Regions from separate parts of the Homo sapiens genome. Here all the other regions are linked to region 3. A link is a loop called in an ENCODE intact Hi-C map of the cell type or tissue named here. Cell type or tissue: endothelial cell of umbilical vein. All regions are shown on one strand. Region 1 overlaps DAAM1 (dishevelled associated activator of morphogenesis 1). Region 2 overlaps DAAM1 (dishevelled associated activator of morphogenesis 1). Region 3 has its middle 59 kb from the start of GPR135.

What was found. A loop is a pair of places that touch in the nucleus more often than their neighbours do. Peaks named below come from ENCODE experiments on the same cell type or tissue, not always from the same donor. Only the 100,000 strongest peaks of a DNase experiment are listed, where the experiment ranks them.
Region 1: a loop joins it to region 3, with 4 times the contacts of the local background. A loop is called at or near these places in 4 of 110 quality-filtered maps.
Region 2: a loop joins it to region 3, with 7 times the contacts of the local background. A loop is called at or near these places in 3 of 110 quality-filtered maps.

The regions. Positions count from the first base shown.
Region 1 is chr14:59,330,600-59,335,599 of GRCh38, reverse strand. DAAM1 (dishevelled associated activator of morphogenesis 1) reads right to left here. Exons shown (of 25, transcript NM_001270520.2): 13 at 4,912-5,000; 14 at 4,092-4,391; 15 at 3,680-3,787. Among named protein-coding and RNA genes, the nearest start is that of GPR135, 130 kb to the left of the region's middle. RefSeq lists enhancers at 3,774-4,582, 4,985-5,000. In endothelial cell of umbilical vein, no CTCF peak of the experiment used is centred here; DNase peaks (open chromatin) are centred at 9, 1,689 and 2,689; H3K27ac peaks cover 3,266 bases.
Region 2 is chr14:59,318,348-59,323,347 of GRCh38, reverse strand. It overlaps DAAM1 (dishevelled associated activator of morphogenesis 1), which reads right to left. Exons shown (of 25, transcript NM_001270520.2): 5 at 2,764-2,858; 6 at 123-456. Among named protein-coding and RNA genes, the nearest start is that of DAAM1, 130 kb to the right of the region's middle. In endothelial cell of umbilical vein, no CTCF peak of the experiment used is centred here; a DNase peak (open chromatin) is centred at 2,057; H3K27ac peaks cover 2,144 bases.
Region 3 is chr14:59,404,324-59,409,323 of GRCh38, reverse strand. No RefSeq gene overlaps it. Among named protein-coding and RNA genes, the nearest start is that of GPR135, 59 kb to the left of the region's middle. In endothelial cell of umbilical vein, no CTCF peak of the experiment used is centred here; DNase peaks (open chromatin) are centred at 1,883 and 2,583; H3K27ac peaks cover 2,314 bases.

The sequences.
Region 1 (5,000 bases), 74 kb after region 3:
TTAGGTAAATGTAGTGCCTTTAGCTCATTTCCCCTCTATTCAATTGTATGGATAGAGAGAAATGAATTTATAGCATCTAGGGATGAAAATTTCCCATAAAACGGAGATGAATATTGTTTAATTGTATCTGAAAAGTACTGCTATGCAATGTGCTACCATTTAAATCAGTCTTTTGTGGCTGACCTGGAAATCATGTATAATGTAGTTTCAATGAGAAAAAGAGGACCTGAGATTCAAGACATTGACTTTCAAATGAACTTTTGGAATGTGAGTGGAGAAATAACTGCCTGCTATTAGATCCCATTTCATGTGGCACATAAGCTTACATAATCAGCTCTGCACACCTTTGATATTTACACTGAAAAAAAATTCTGAATAGGAGTAGTCTTGTTCTTAAAGCTGGAGTGAAAGAAAATCCTATACAAAGTCTGACATTTATAATGAGTAAAAACCATGGGGAAGAGCAAAGTGAAATTGGGAATTATGTCCCTTTGGAGTTACTAAATACACACCAAGCCATGTTTTTATTATCTATAAAATATGAATATCTACTCATAGAGTTGGGGGTGAGCATTAAGGAAGAAAATAAGTATAAGAGCTCCATTGAGAACTAAATCTTAAGGTTGATGAGATTGGGAACTGTGCATATCATACTTGGCATCAGGAATGTAATGGATGCTTAATATTATCATCTTGTAGTCCATATTATAGTTATTTACAGCTTTTTCTCATCTCTGCTTTTATACTGTAAGTTACACTGTGGGCCTGTGCAAAAATTTAACACATTTTCATCCTTTGAAGTACTTTGTATACAAAGCAGACAATATAAGTTCTCATTTTAATGATTCCTCACATCAACTGGATATATTTTATGCAGATATGTGTAAGCATATATGTGTGTGCATATACACTTATGTTTGTATATATCCCCTAAGTGTCATTTCTCAGTATTCATCTAAATTATACTAATCCGACACTACTGAGATTTTTCCAAAATCTTACTCTGTGCAGGGTTCCTGTTGCATGCATACAGGTAATGGTATTCATGCCATTACCTTTGTAATGTTCCTTTGCCTCTCTGAGAATTGTATCTAGCCAAACAACTGGCTGAAGTCCAGAGAGTTTGAACAGGGTGTCATGACTCTGGAGGGAGGAAAAAGGAGACATCATGGAAAAAAATAGATCCCGAGTATTCATTTGCGAGTAGAAAAGAGAGCAGTTCAAGTGAATTATATAATGCACTGCCAAGACTGAAATGAAAATGCATAGGTCTTGAGTATTTCCATTGGTCATGAGATAAGGGGACATTTAATGACAGGCAACCCATTTTCTTTACTGTGTCCTATATATTCCAACTAAAGTGTCCACATCTTTGGATTTTCTATCAGAATTCAGTAATTTCAATAAAATGGCTCAAATTATCCTTATTTAGAAAATATATTTACAGTTAAAAAATTCTCATTTCAAATTCTTGCACCAAAAGAGAAAACCTACTTGAATTACTCAAGCTGATCAGGTATGCTGAAATGTTTCTCCAGGAAGTGCTATTGAAAATATGGTCACAACTGATTCTACTTACTGGTCTACTTAGTGTTAAGTATAACTGAAATGTTCTGGACTCTCCTGACTGGAATGCATACTGATTACTTAAACAGTGTTGGTTGCTAGGAGACAATTACCCAATTGCTAGGCTTTCTGCAATCTTGTCTCCCAGAGCTCTTGAGAACTGTCCACATATTTGTCCCAGAGCATTTTGGCAGTATCCTTCTGCACCTTCTGCTGAAAGCCAGTTAATTATGAGTCTTGTAAACTTAGGTCTTTCAACCACCTGCCTTTATAATAAATGCAACCCACATGCTCAGACTTGAATAGCATCATTTGGAACAACTGCTGCTTTTCCTTCCTTTAATTTACTTCTCTACGTTCTCAAATCTTCATATTAGGCAACCAGCATGGAACAGTATCAGCGATCAAAACTGAAGTGGGAAAGCAATGGGACATGTAGCCAGGTTAGAAGATTATTTGAATTATCAGGAAATTTGCTAAAATGGATCAAGATTCCATGTCAAGGCCAAGGAGACACCTTCTCAGGACAGCAGACAGAGAAAGAGGCAGCATGTTGCAGCCAATCAGGAATGAGTCTGGTCACAGTCCCTGCCACGTGAGGACTCTAAAGACAACTTTTGTCCTTTGAAGGATAAATTGTTTTGCTTTCTATTGGCCAATGCCTTATCTTCATTGTGTTTTTTTCATCTTCCCTTATTTGGTGTGTATAGCATTGCCCAAGTTTGCCTTTCTACTTACAGTAGGGGTGGGCAGCTGAGGGCTCCTGTTTTAAGGGTTCATGTCACTATGGCAGGCAACCGCCTCTATTTTTGTATTTTATTAAAGTAGCATAAAAGGCATTGCAGAAAAGCTTTCCCTTTCTTAAGGAAAAATATTCATTTAAATATTGGCTTTTCCCCCCCATTTCAGATGTATCAAAGGCCATTTTGAAAAACAAAACAAAATGAAACAAGAAACCCTTAGTTTTTGTTTCTCCCCCTAGCCTGAGTCCATCTACTCTTTTGGTGCTCAGTATTTCTTTTCTGATACACTCTTTCTTGGGGACTAAGCCAAGGAAACCAACTAGGAAGTCTGCTGCTTGTTTAAGGATGCTCCACCCATGATTCATCTGGGAGTTAAGGGCCTCTCAGTAAAGCCCAAGGAAAGCCCCGTAAGAGGCCCAGCATTCGTGTGTTCCTGTTTAGGATGAACTCTGCTCTCTCCATCATTCCACCTCTTCAGTCATACTTAAGAATCTTTCTTCTCACACTACTGGACTCAAGTTTTCTCTTCTCAAGGCTTTGATTATTTGGGATCCTACTCCACCTTTTCTTTTTTCTTCTGAAACTCTCCAGACCTGGCCACCTTGCTGTGTTCTCTTCTGGTCTAACTTTAAGAGGCTGTATCACGATGCCCTCTTGAAGAACAAGAGGTACCACACAGATGTGACTGGGGCTCACATAGTGATGCCTTGTCAATGTGGAGTGCCAGCAGGCACCAAATCACATGTTTTTGCTACTATTACAAAAGCTTTGCTCACTTTTCAGTAGCGTCTCTGGTCCTATTTGCACCATTACCATCTCCCCACTTGCTCGGTCTTTACAACCCCACTTCTGTTCATGACATATAGTAAAAACTCCTAAGTTCCATCTACTGGCCAAATTATAGTCATTTAAAAACCTCCATACTTCTAAAAATTCCATCCATTTCACAAAGAATTCTGCTTCAAATGGTAACCATTTGATATGTATTTTTAAAAAATTCAGATGAACCAAAATAGCTTTAGATACAAACATTGTGGGGTGACAATTTAAGTTACTTAACTCTTCTACTTTCTCCTGGTGAACCATTTTGACTAAATACAAGTGACAGCATACAAAACTCTTTACACCAATAGAGACAAGGTCTTAGACATATACCAGATATGAAACTCCCTAACAAGGAGCTTATATATCTTCGACTGTTCACATACAACTAACAGGCACTTGGACGGAGACACGGACATGCACAGGGTAGATCCAACAGCCTAGAATTCATATGCCGGTCACATCACGGCCATGGCTGATGGGCCAGAGATCATGCATAAGACATGATTTTTCTACCTTTTTGGTGTCTGGAGGGCATATGCTGTTACCTGCTGTCTTTGATAGGCAGAGAAGGTTCTTTCCAGGTCTTCAAGATCTAGAATTTTGAAGACTTTTGTATCATCAATTTCGGTCCATACTGTTCCTTCCAGTTTGTTCTAGAAACATCAATGTAATAAGTGCTATAGTTTACAGTTATACATAAAAAGAACAGGGATGGTTATTTAAAAAGTGCTTCTATCCCAAATTTTTCAGTCTACCAGACACTCAAAGTGACGGGTTTCAAACAATGTGTCATTTATTTCAGAAGCTTTATCACTTAAATATCTGAGCTAGTGAGAACTCTTGGTCCACATTAGAAAATGAAATCATTTAACAGCCAGGGCTGTTTTCCCTTTCAGTGATAACACAATGAGCTGCTAATGCTATCCATTAAAGGGAAAACTGGAACAAATGGCTCACCTCGGGCAGTTTAGACCAGTTGAAGGATTTCAGGGCATTTGTGGGCTGAGGAATGCTTTTCTTCTTCAGTGCTAGGCCCATTGGAGCACCAGGAGGTGGCATGATTGCCCCTAAGGGAGGAGGCCCTGGGGGAGGAGGAGGGCCACCTGGAGGGAGGGGAGGCGGTGGAGGGGGAAGCATCCCACCTGGTAGAGGTGGGGGTGGTGGGGGAGGAAGGAGAGATCCAGGCACAGAGGAAGGAAAGGGCCCTCCTGGTGCTCCAGGCGAGGGTCCACCTGGGATTGAAGCACAGACGGCCCTCTGAAAAGATAAAAATAGGAAAAGAAAGATCAATGGAAGAAGTAAATTCATTGAATGATTTAAGAGTCTGTAACTTGGCCTAAAATGTTTATTATAGAGAAATTCACCCTTCTGAGAATGTTTAAAGGATCGGTAAAGTCGAATGGACTCTTTTGGGCCTTTATGGACTCCAGTGCATCAACCTTTTGTACCTGACACTCAAGTACTTGTCTGGGATGCATTCATATCTCTCTCACTTCTTGCACCATCACAGACAGTCTGGTTTTCATGAAGTCAGTTTTCACTTTAAGAAGCTAATGCAATTTCCTTTGCTCTTAGATTTGTACAGTATTTAAAAATGCACCCCCAAACAGCCTCTGCTGCCTACATGATAGCAGAGGGAGTGAGTCTCCTAATTGTGATGAATCATGAGCCATTTCAGATTTTATTCCCCCAGTATGAAGTTCTCTACTTAAGGGTGAGGGGCTCTAGGGTCAGTGAGGCCTTGGCAGCTGCCCGTGAGCTGAGCGGAAGACCTCACCCTGCTGAGCTCATGGAGCTGTGCTGTGAGGTCCGCCACCTGCTGCTTGACTTGCTTATGCTCAGTAGTCTCCTTTTCAAGTTTCTCTT
Region 2 (5,000 bases), 86 kb after region 3:
ACTGTGAGTAATCACCACAAGAGGACATCTCAAGTAACATTCCCCTTTCAGGGACAGGAAAAGCACGTGTTTGAGCAGACTTTAAAGAAGGGGTGAGTGAAGAAGGCTGAGCGAACACCCACCTGAAAGCGGGTCCTTTCGCTGGCATACTTCTGGTAGTGCAGCATGGCCTGCAGAACCTTCTTGTGGCCCCCGGGAACCAGGCACACGGCGCCCAAGATTTCCAGCACGGCCACCTTCGTTTTAATGTTCTCTGTGCTCAGACTCTGAGCAATTACATTAATACTCTCAGAATGAGCCAGGACGTGAGCCCGGCCTTGAGAGTTGTTCATTAACGCCTTTATACAGCCAATGAGAGAAGTATGTATTCGAGACTCTGAGGTCTCGTAGTCCATGGTCTTTAGAAAGTTGAGGATACATGATAGGCCATCCAAGTCGATGAATCTGGTTACAAACCTGTCATGAAGAGAAATGCACCATGCTTAAGTGCCTTTGGGTTTTATAATAGCCCCTAACAGAAAAGTCTAGAGGGCAGGGGAAAGAAAGATTTAGTTCCTAAAGTGCCAAAAGGCTTACATTGATGAAGTCTTTTTAATTCTTTGCCTCTTCCTTGGCACAGACCCAATAGTCAGTTCTAACCAAAAGTGTGAAAAAAAACCCCTCCATTTGTGATAAACATATCTCAATGGGTACAAAGAACCAAACAACAGATCATATATTCATAAAAAATTAGAAGCAAGAGAATACTCGGAATACATATCTTGTCTTAGATTAAAACCATCTGCTGTTCCTGTGTTATTTAGCATACAGTTCCCATGCCCCCACCCCAATCCTTTTTTTTTTTTTCTTTAAGAGAGACAGGGTCTTGCTCTGTCATAGCTCACTGCAGCCTTGAACTCTTGGGCTCAAGTGATCCTTCCACCCCAGCCTCCCAAGTAGCCGGGACTACAGGTGCGTGCCACCATTCCCAGTCAATTTTTTCTTTTTAACTTTTTTTTTTAAGAGGTGGAGACTTGCTATGTTGCCCAGACTGGTCTTGAACTTGTGGCCTCAAGCAAACCTCCTGTCTCAGCCTCCCAAGTAGCTGGGATAGTGAGTGACCATGTCTGGCCCATGCGCTTTTATATGTTGATTGCTGACGCACTTTTAAGTGCTGATCACTGACCCAAACACCCTATCAATGAAAGTCAAAAGCTTCCTTAAATTCCAGGATATTTGCTTGTTGAACAAATGATAATCTACATCCCTAAGGTTTTGTGACAAAATTCTTCTCTTATATGACATGCTACATGGAATCTCAATATTCCATGTACACTGAATACAATAATAAAGCAATACTTTATTGTTGCATACTAACGTTATTAATATTTCTTACACTTAAGTTAATCAATGAGACTAACTCACAATGCACATGTACATATTAAAGCCACCGAAAAGTTCAGAAGTAACATAACCTGTTTATGTGATAAATTTTCCAAACTTATTTAGGCTTGGATATCGATTAACATCTGAGAGTGCAGAACATATTGAGAGAAATGCTGATACAGTTAGGATAGTCTAGATCTCTGTCATATAACTACACAGTATTTTTCATGAGTCAGACTTTTCTTAGTTTGCATTTTATAGTCAAATAAAGAAAGGGAATCTTTATTTTCTAGGCTTTTCACCCAACCACATGACCCAGATGTAGCCAAGCTCGTTAAACCAGTTGGCTTCATTCATAGCACCTGTGCTCATGTAATGTACTTATAAGAACCTCAGCATCTCAGCAAATCCTAGAGGCATTAAAGGAATGAAAGTGCAGGAGGCACAACATAGAAGCTGATTATCAGAGAGGAAATGAATCACTGTTGCCAGAAAGTGTACCCATCTTTAAAGAAAAGTAATACTTGTATTGAGAAATAATTCACATGCCATAAAATTCACCCTTTTAAAGTGTACAATTCAGTAGCTTTTAGTATATTCACAGAGCTGTGTGACCAACAACACTAGCTAATTTTAGAACAGTTTAATCACCCAAAGAGAACATTTTCCCCACTTCCTCAGCTCCTGGCAACCACTAATCTACTTTCTGTTTCTATGGATTGGCCTATTCTGGGAATTTCTTATAAATAGAATCATACAGTGTGTGGTCTCCTTTGTTACTGGCTTCTCCCACTTAGCATATTTCAAGGTCATTTCATGTTGTAGCATGTATCAGTACTTCATTCCTTTTTTTTGTAGCCAAATTATATTCCATTATGTGGATATATAACATTTCATTTATCCATTCATCAGCTGATCAATATACGGGTTATTTTCACTTCTTGGCTATCATGAATAATGCCGATATGAACATCTGCATACATGTTTTTGGGAGACATGTCTTCATTTCCCTTGGCTACATTCCGAGGAGCAGAATTATTGAGTCATATGGCAACACTATATTTAACATTCTGAGAAACTGTTAAAACCCTTTTCCAAAGTGGCTTCACAATTTTACATTCCTAGCAGCAATGAATGAGGGTCCCAATTTTTCTACATTCTTGTCTACTAACTTACCATTGTTAAAGTCTCTCTCTGTTTTGTTTTTTTTTAGCCATCCTAGTGGCTGCCTACATACCTTTTCACAGAAGAAAATAACTTTATTAAATGTTAATGATTAAAGTATGTTATGGTTTAATTTTATGGTTTTAACTTAAGACTTCCTAGAAGGTTTGACTATTGCAAAAAAAGGAAGGAAGGAGAGAAAAAAAAAAAACATGCCATCCAGGGGAAAATTACCTCATTGGTTTTGTCCTCAGTGCTGTCTTTAAACTCTCTATAGTTTTACTTCTTTCTTCTTCTTCTTCCTTCTCTAAAGCCAGCAGAGATTTTCTCTATGCAAAGAAAACAGAAGTTACTTCTTCAAATTCTATTTTTTAATTACAGTACAAACAAGACAAACCTACAGATTATTTGTCACTATCACTTTAAATATAAACAACAAATCTATGATTAAGTAAGTTAAGTCTTTCAAATTTTAAATAAAGCCTTAGGGAAAAGTTTAGAAATCTTCGTAGAGATGACGTTGCCCAAATGCTTGTATAACTATTCTATAATTACACTTTGATGTAGATACTACTACTTGTATTTGATAGAAATAAGACTGAACCTGTAGTTGAATACAACATTCTGGCAATTAAAGATAATAATACCATCACATTATCAAAAACAGGAGGTGGGCAGCAGTCCTCCTATGCTACCATTCCTATTCCTCAGCCAAAAAGTGTAATCAAGACCAAAGGGATTTTGTTACATCTAATTATTTTTTAAGAGGAAAAATTAATTTGGAGCTATTACTAGGATAGACAATTCCTTCAGAGTAAATGCGTAACTTCTAGAAATTATTCAACATCATTTAGAAATCAGGATATGGAGTGAGTGTGTGTGTGTGTGTGTGTGTGTTTCTACCCAGGGATCTGCTAGAGCAGTGCTTCTCAAACTTTAATATGGATATGAAAATCACCTGAGGATAGTGTTAAACTATGGAGCCTGGTTTGGTATGTCTGGGGTGAGGTCTGAGATGTTGCATTCCTGACAAATTTCTAGGCAATGCTGATGCCGCAGAAGCAAGGTTCCATGTAAGATTGCAGTTGTTATTATAAAATTGAGAATGCCAGTAAGGTGTCTAGACCTTTCCATTCCCTTTCACTCTGTGATCACCTGGTTGCACTAAAGTACCCCAAGTCTTATGACTCCAGGATCCTCCATCCATGGAGCTCCTGGTCCCTTTTCTTCATCCTATTCTGAACACACGCTTGTCTAGTTTAATCTTTTTACCTATTACAAATTCTGATAGAAATGCTTGGCTGAGAAACAGATTGGGGTGACTGTATTGAAAAAGAAAAGCTTGACTCATATCCATGGGTCTCAATGACCCAGTCTCAGCCTTTCTTTCAGGACCATAACTCATCAAGAGTGACAATCAATAGTATCAGCATTAAGTAACTAATGTTAACTAAAAGCTAAATATGATTTCATAATGAGAAGGGTAAAGATCAAAGCAAAATAAATATAATACATCAGTATCATTTATGGCAACTGAAATAAAACCCAGTAGTTTTTTCGGTCTTTAAAATCTTGTTATTGTTTCTGCAAAGTTGTCCTCTTGCTGGTGATGCTCACAGACAGCTGTCACCAGGGGATGGTGAGTAAGGAAGCTGGGTGCAGAGACAGCCAATGAATTCTCCCAAAGCTCCCTGAGACCCATCCCCTGGAAAACTCACACAAATCCAGCCAAGAACGTTTAATCTCCAATGACATAGCTGAACTCGTTTGGACTCTTATGCAATCACTTTGAATCTGTAGCTCAGAATCCAGCCTTTTATGAAGATCATTCCTTGTTCCTAAGCTTAATGACACAAAACTATCCCCAAATTAATGACTACACATTTTACTGCGGGTCACTAGTACAAATAAAACTGCATGTATTTATCCTTTTAAAAATCCTGGAGAGGGTGGCACATTTGAATAGCAGCAGTCTATATTAAGTTTCTCCATACTAGAGTTGGGAGATTTATGAAATGTCAAAGAAAATTAAGTTGGAAATTCCTTTCCCAATACTGTGTAAGGAACATAACCTTTCAAAACAGAAAAGACTACAACATTTTCTATGTGTGATTTTTCAGATTTGGTTCTGAGATTATATTTATCGTGCTGAGATAACTGAGGATATGTAGCTGAACTTGATGTTCTAAATGTGACTTTTCAAAATAAAATAATTTCTACAAAGTTTAAAGCTTTCAAGCCTCACATTTAGGAAGAAGGTTTAATTTGCAACTTTTAGTAGATAAGGGAGATGCCTAGATTTCTGAAGATGATTACTATGCCAAATATCTAGTATGCACAGGCCTTGTGGAGGCTTCTTTGAATGCTCTATGCACTTACTAAATACCTGCTCACATGAGAAGCAGGCAAAGGACAAAGCGCATCCTTGCAGAGGGTCTTTCTGTCAAAGCTGCTAAGGTGTACATTGGAAC
Region 3 (5,000 bases):
CATGGCGAAACCCTGTCTCTAATAAAAATACAAAAATCAGCCAGGCATGGTGGTGGGTGCCTGTAATCCCAGCTACTTGGGAGGCTGAGGCAGGAGAATCACTTGAACCTGGGAGGTGAAGTTTGCAGTGAGCTGAGATCATGCCATTGCACCCCAGCCTGGGTTACAAGAGCAAGACTACATCTCAAAAATAAATAAATAAGTTATTTAAAGGAAAGTTCAGATGTGATTTGGAAGTAGGTTTGAAAAAGTTGTCAATAGGTGAGTTCAGATGGCAATTATTTCCCAGTCTGTCTCTTGACTGGGTACAAATTTTTGGACAATTAAAGGGATTCCTTAGGTGTCATTTTCTCATTCTTGGCATTTTAGTTAATTTTCAAAATAAATTAGTATAAAAAACAAAATTAAAGGATCTAAGGGCTGGGCTGGATGATCATAATTGAGCTACCGGAGACTGAGGGTGCTTGGACTAGATTAGTGACATTTCAAGTTTTTCTTTAATAACAAAACCCTTGGTTCACACAGATCGCTTTTGCTTAAGCAGAAATGGGGACCCAGTGTCTTGCTTATCTGGCTCATCAGCCCTATGAAGACCCCAGATTAGTCATTTGCATCAGTTAGGACCTTCACTTGCAAACAACAGAATCTGACTTTGGCCAGTTTTCAAAATTGCTAGGAAAGCTGAAGAATTAAGCTTCAGAAAGGAAACCAGAATCAGGGAAGCTCCTGGGTTTGGAGACACAGGAACTAAAAGGGCAGTCTCTTCAGGAGTTGTCATCAGGACCAGACTTGGTGTTCCTCAGTGCTGATTGCCTTGCTTGGGTCACATGTCTATCCCTTGGTCTGGGGGTGTGGGACATTTTGATTGCTCATCTGATCAGGCAGGGGATGGTTAGCAGAAAAGAGGGATGTTAGGAGAATAAAAAATCAAGTGTCCAGTATAGTGCCTTTGAGGTCCCCTCCAAGCCCAGGATTCTATGGCTGTTCCATACTTCTACTGTTCAATCATTAAAGAATTCCCATTTGAGAACCAAAGTGATGCCTTGGCTCCAGAGAACTAGCTGCAGGCTCTGTTCTCATTTCAAGATTTAAACTTGTAAAATAGCAGCATTAACATAGAAGACAAAAAAAATTAAGGAGATAATGGCAGTTTCTTTTGTGGTTCTTTTTTATTCAGTATTTGTTAAGAGCCCAGAGTTCCAGTTAGATCACAATTAAATTATGTATGACCTCGATTAAATATCTTAATTTTCCTGAGCTTCTGTTTCCTCATCTGTAAAATATGACCAAAAATACTTCGTTGGGGGTTTTATTGGGTTGTTCTGTGGGAAATGCTTGTTTCAGTGCCTGGCCTTAATAAGTGGCAGTTAGTACTATTTTTCTGTAAAGGAATTCCCTCTCAAATGTTAATCATGGAAATTTATATGGTCATATTTTAATGAGCTCATTTTCATTAATTCACTGAAGCTTGGAGGCATGGGAACAGATATATATTCTTGGGTTCTCAACAACCAAGCCCAGGAGACTAACAAAATGAACAGTGAAAATTCAATGAAGCTACAGATTTGTGCTCTGTGAGCCCAAAAGTGTCTCACATGGATGTGTCCAGGTATGTAACTGGACACATTACATACCTGGACATTGCTGTATTCGACAGCAACTGGAGAACCATTATAGAAGATGCATTACAAGGCTCACTCTGAAGATTTACCCTAGCTTTTTCTGGAAAGGTTTCCTCCTTGGTGACTTCCATATAATGGCATGAATAGTATATTTCTGTAGAATTTTGATTATATCCTGTCTATTCTCTGTCCTTTGGCAAACTGGAGTGGTTGCTATGACTCCCTGGTACATCATTGTGATGACTAAAGTAAAAATGAGTTTCAGGGCAAAAATGTGTACTGGGAATTGTGAAACCACATGCTTCCGCAAGCAACGCACTAACGGAGGATTTTAAAACAAAGAGTGACTGAAGTCTGGGGAGAGAATTTCACTCAGTTCATCACAAGCACTTTATTAAGAATGGGAAATAGGGAAAAGAGCTGTTTCTAATGCAGATTTACAAATTATCCTGGTGTTACCAGAATTATATCTGAGAGGGGGAGATTCCTGCCCCTTTGTCAACAGAGCATCCTTCCTGTGGAGATTGTGAGTTGGAAAGTCTGTCTTTCCCTACCAGAAACAAATGCCAGTATTCAGAAATTGAGTCAATCCTTCAGAAGTCTTCCATCTTATTATTTCTTAAACCAATGAACCAAAAGCATTTATTTACCACCTACCTTCCTTTTTATTCATCACCATGCTGCCTGCCTGAGCTCTCAGAAGAGAAGAGTGATTCCAACACTTATGGATTGTATATTCTACATGGGGAGACAAGATGTAAACACACAAAATATTAACGCCAAATAGAAATCCATTTGAAATGAAAACTCATTCCTGTGGCTCCCAGGCCTGTTAGAGCAGGATAGCTGGCAAAAATCCCTTGCTCAGCTGGAGGAGTTTTCCATCAGTAAGCTTATCTGTACCTAAAGGAACAGAGTCCAAATTTGTCAACAGATCACGTTTGAAGGAACAGGCAATTTGTTGAAGTCATTTCGGATGCAGGAAATCCTGTGTTTACTACCTAGGAAATACTACTAAAAATTTGGATTTTTTTTTCACCTTGTAACGCTCTTTTGAATTGAAATTTGGCAACAGAGCCACTGCTGATAAGAACGTGGCTCAGGAAATGACAACACAGTGATAGCAGATTATACACAATAGACCTTGCTTCTTTGTTTTCACTCTGGTTCTCAAAGATAGTTGATAGACTTCAATCCTTCCGGGAGTCCAGACACTCCCAGGTTCATTCCAAGCCCACATCTGTAGCACTAATGCTTCAGACAGGCATTGCCATCTCCCTGAAAATGTTTCAAGGACATAAAGAAATGTCTAGGAGTTGCTGGTATGATGGCTGAATAGGAACAGCTCCAGTCTGCAGCTCCCAGCAAGATCAATGCAGAAGGTGGGTGATTTCTGCATTTCCAACTGAGGTACCTGCCTCATCTCATTGGGACTGGTTAGACAGTGGGTGCAGCCTATGGAAGGTGACCCAAAGCAAGGTGGGGAGGTAGCCTCACCCAGGAAGTGCAAGGGGTCAGGGAACTCCCTCCCCTAGCCAGGGGAAGCCGTGAAGGATTGTGCTGTGAAGAATGGTGCATTCTGGCCTAGATACTACATTTTTCCCACGGTCTTCACAACCTGCAGACCAGGAGATTCCCTCAGGTGCCTACACCACCAGGGCCCCGGGTTTCAAGCACAAAACTGGGCTGCCGTTTAGGCAGACACCGAGCTAGTTGCAGGAGTTTTTTTTTTTCATTCGCCAGTGGTGCCTGGAATGCCAGTGAGACAGAACTGTTCACTCCCTGGGAAAGGGGGCTGAAGCCAAGGAGCCAAGTGGTCTAGCTCAGCAGATCCCACCCTCATGGAGCCCAGCAAGCTAAGATCCTTTGGCTTGAAATACTGTAGAACTTAAAGTATAATAAAAATAAAAAATAATAAAAAAAATTCTCATTGTCAGCACAGCAGTCTGAAGTCGATCTGGGATGCTTCACCCAAGTTGAAGCAGTGTGGGGCATTGCCTCACCCGGGAAGCACAGGGGGTCAGGGGATTTCCCTTTCTTAGCCAAGGGAAGCTGTGACTGTCTGTACCTGGAAAAATGGGACACTCCCGCCTGAATACTGTGCTTTTCTGATGGTCTTAGCAAATGGCACACCAGGAGATTATATCCCGTGCCTGGCTCAGTGGGTCCCATGCCCATGGAGCCTTACTCACTGCTAGTGCAGCAGACTGAGATCAACCTGCAAGGCAGCAGCCTGGCAGGGGGAGGGGCGTCCACCATTGCTGAGGCTTGAGTAGGTAAACAAAGCAGCTGGGAAAGTTCGAACTGAGTGGAGCCCACTGCAGCTCACCAAGGCTGGCTACCTCTGTAGACTCCACCTCTGGAGGCAGGGCATAGCTGAACAAAAGGTGGCAGAAACTTCTGCAGACTTAAATGTCCCTGTCTGTCAGCTCTGAAGAGAGCAGTGGTTCTCCCAGCACAGTGTTTGAGCTCTGAGAACGGACAGACTGCCTCCTCAAGTGGGTCCCTGATCCCCGTGTAGCCTGACTGAGAGACACCTTCCAATAGGGGCCAACTGACACCTCATACAGGTGGGTGCTTCTCTGGGACGAAGCTTCCAGAGGAAGGATCAGGCAGCAATATTTGCTGTTTTGCAATCTTTGTTGTTCTGCAGCCTCTGCTGGTGATACCCAGGCAAACAGCGTCTGGAGTGGACCTCCAGCAAACTCCAACAGACCTGCAGCTGAGGGACCTGACTGTTAGAAGGAAAACTAAAAAGCAGAAAGGAATAGCATCAACATCAACAAGAAGGAAATCCACACCAAAACCCCATCTGTAGGTCACCAACATTAACGACCAAAGGTAGATAAAACCACAAAGATGGGGAGAAACCAGAGCAGAAAAGCTGAAAATTCTAAAAACCAGAGTGCCTCTTCTCCTCCAAAGGATCACAACTCCTCGCCAGCAATGGAATAAAGCTGGATGGAGAATGATTTGATGAGTTGACAGAAGTAGGCTTCAGAAGGTCAGTAATAACAAACTTCTCTGAGCTAAAGGAGGATGTTTGAACCCATTGCAAGGAAGCTAAAAACCTTGAAAAAAAGATTAGATGAATGGCTAACTAGAATAAACAGTGTAGAGAAGACCTTAAATGACCTGATGGAGCTGAAAACCATGGCATGAGAACTACATGATGCATGCACAAGCTTCAGTAGCCGATTCAATGAAGTGGAAGAAAGGGTATCAGTGATGGAAGATCAAATTAATGAAATAAAGTGAGAAGAGAAGTTTAGAAAAAAAAAAAGAGTAAAAGGAAATGAACAAAGCCTCCAGGGAATATGGGACTATGTGAAAAGACCAAATCTACGCTTAATTGGTGTACCTGAAAGTGACGGGGAG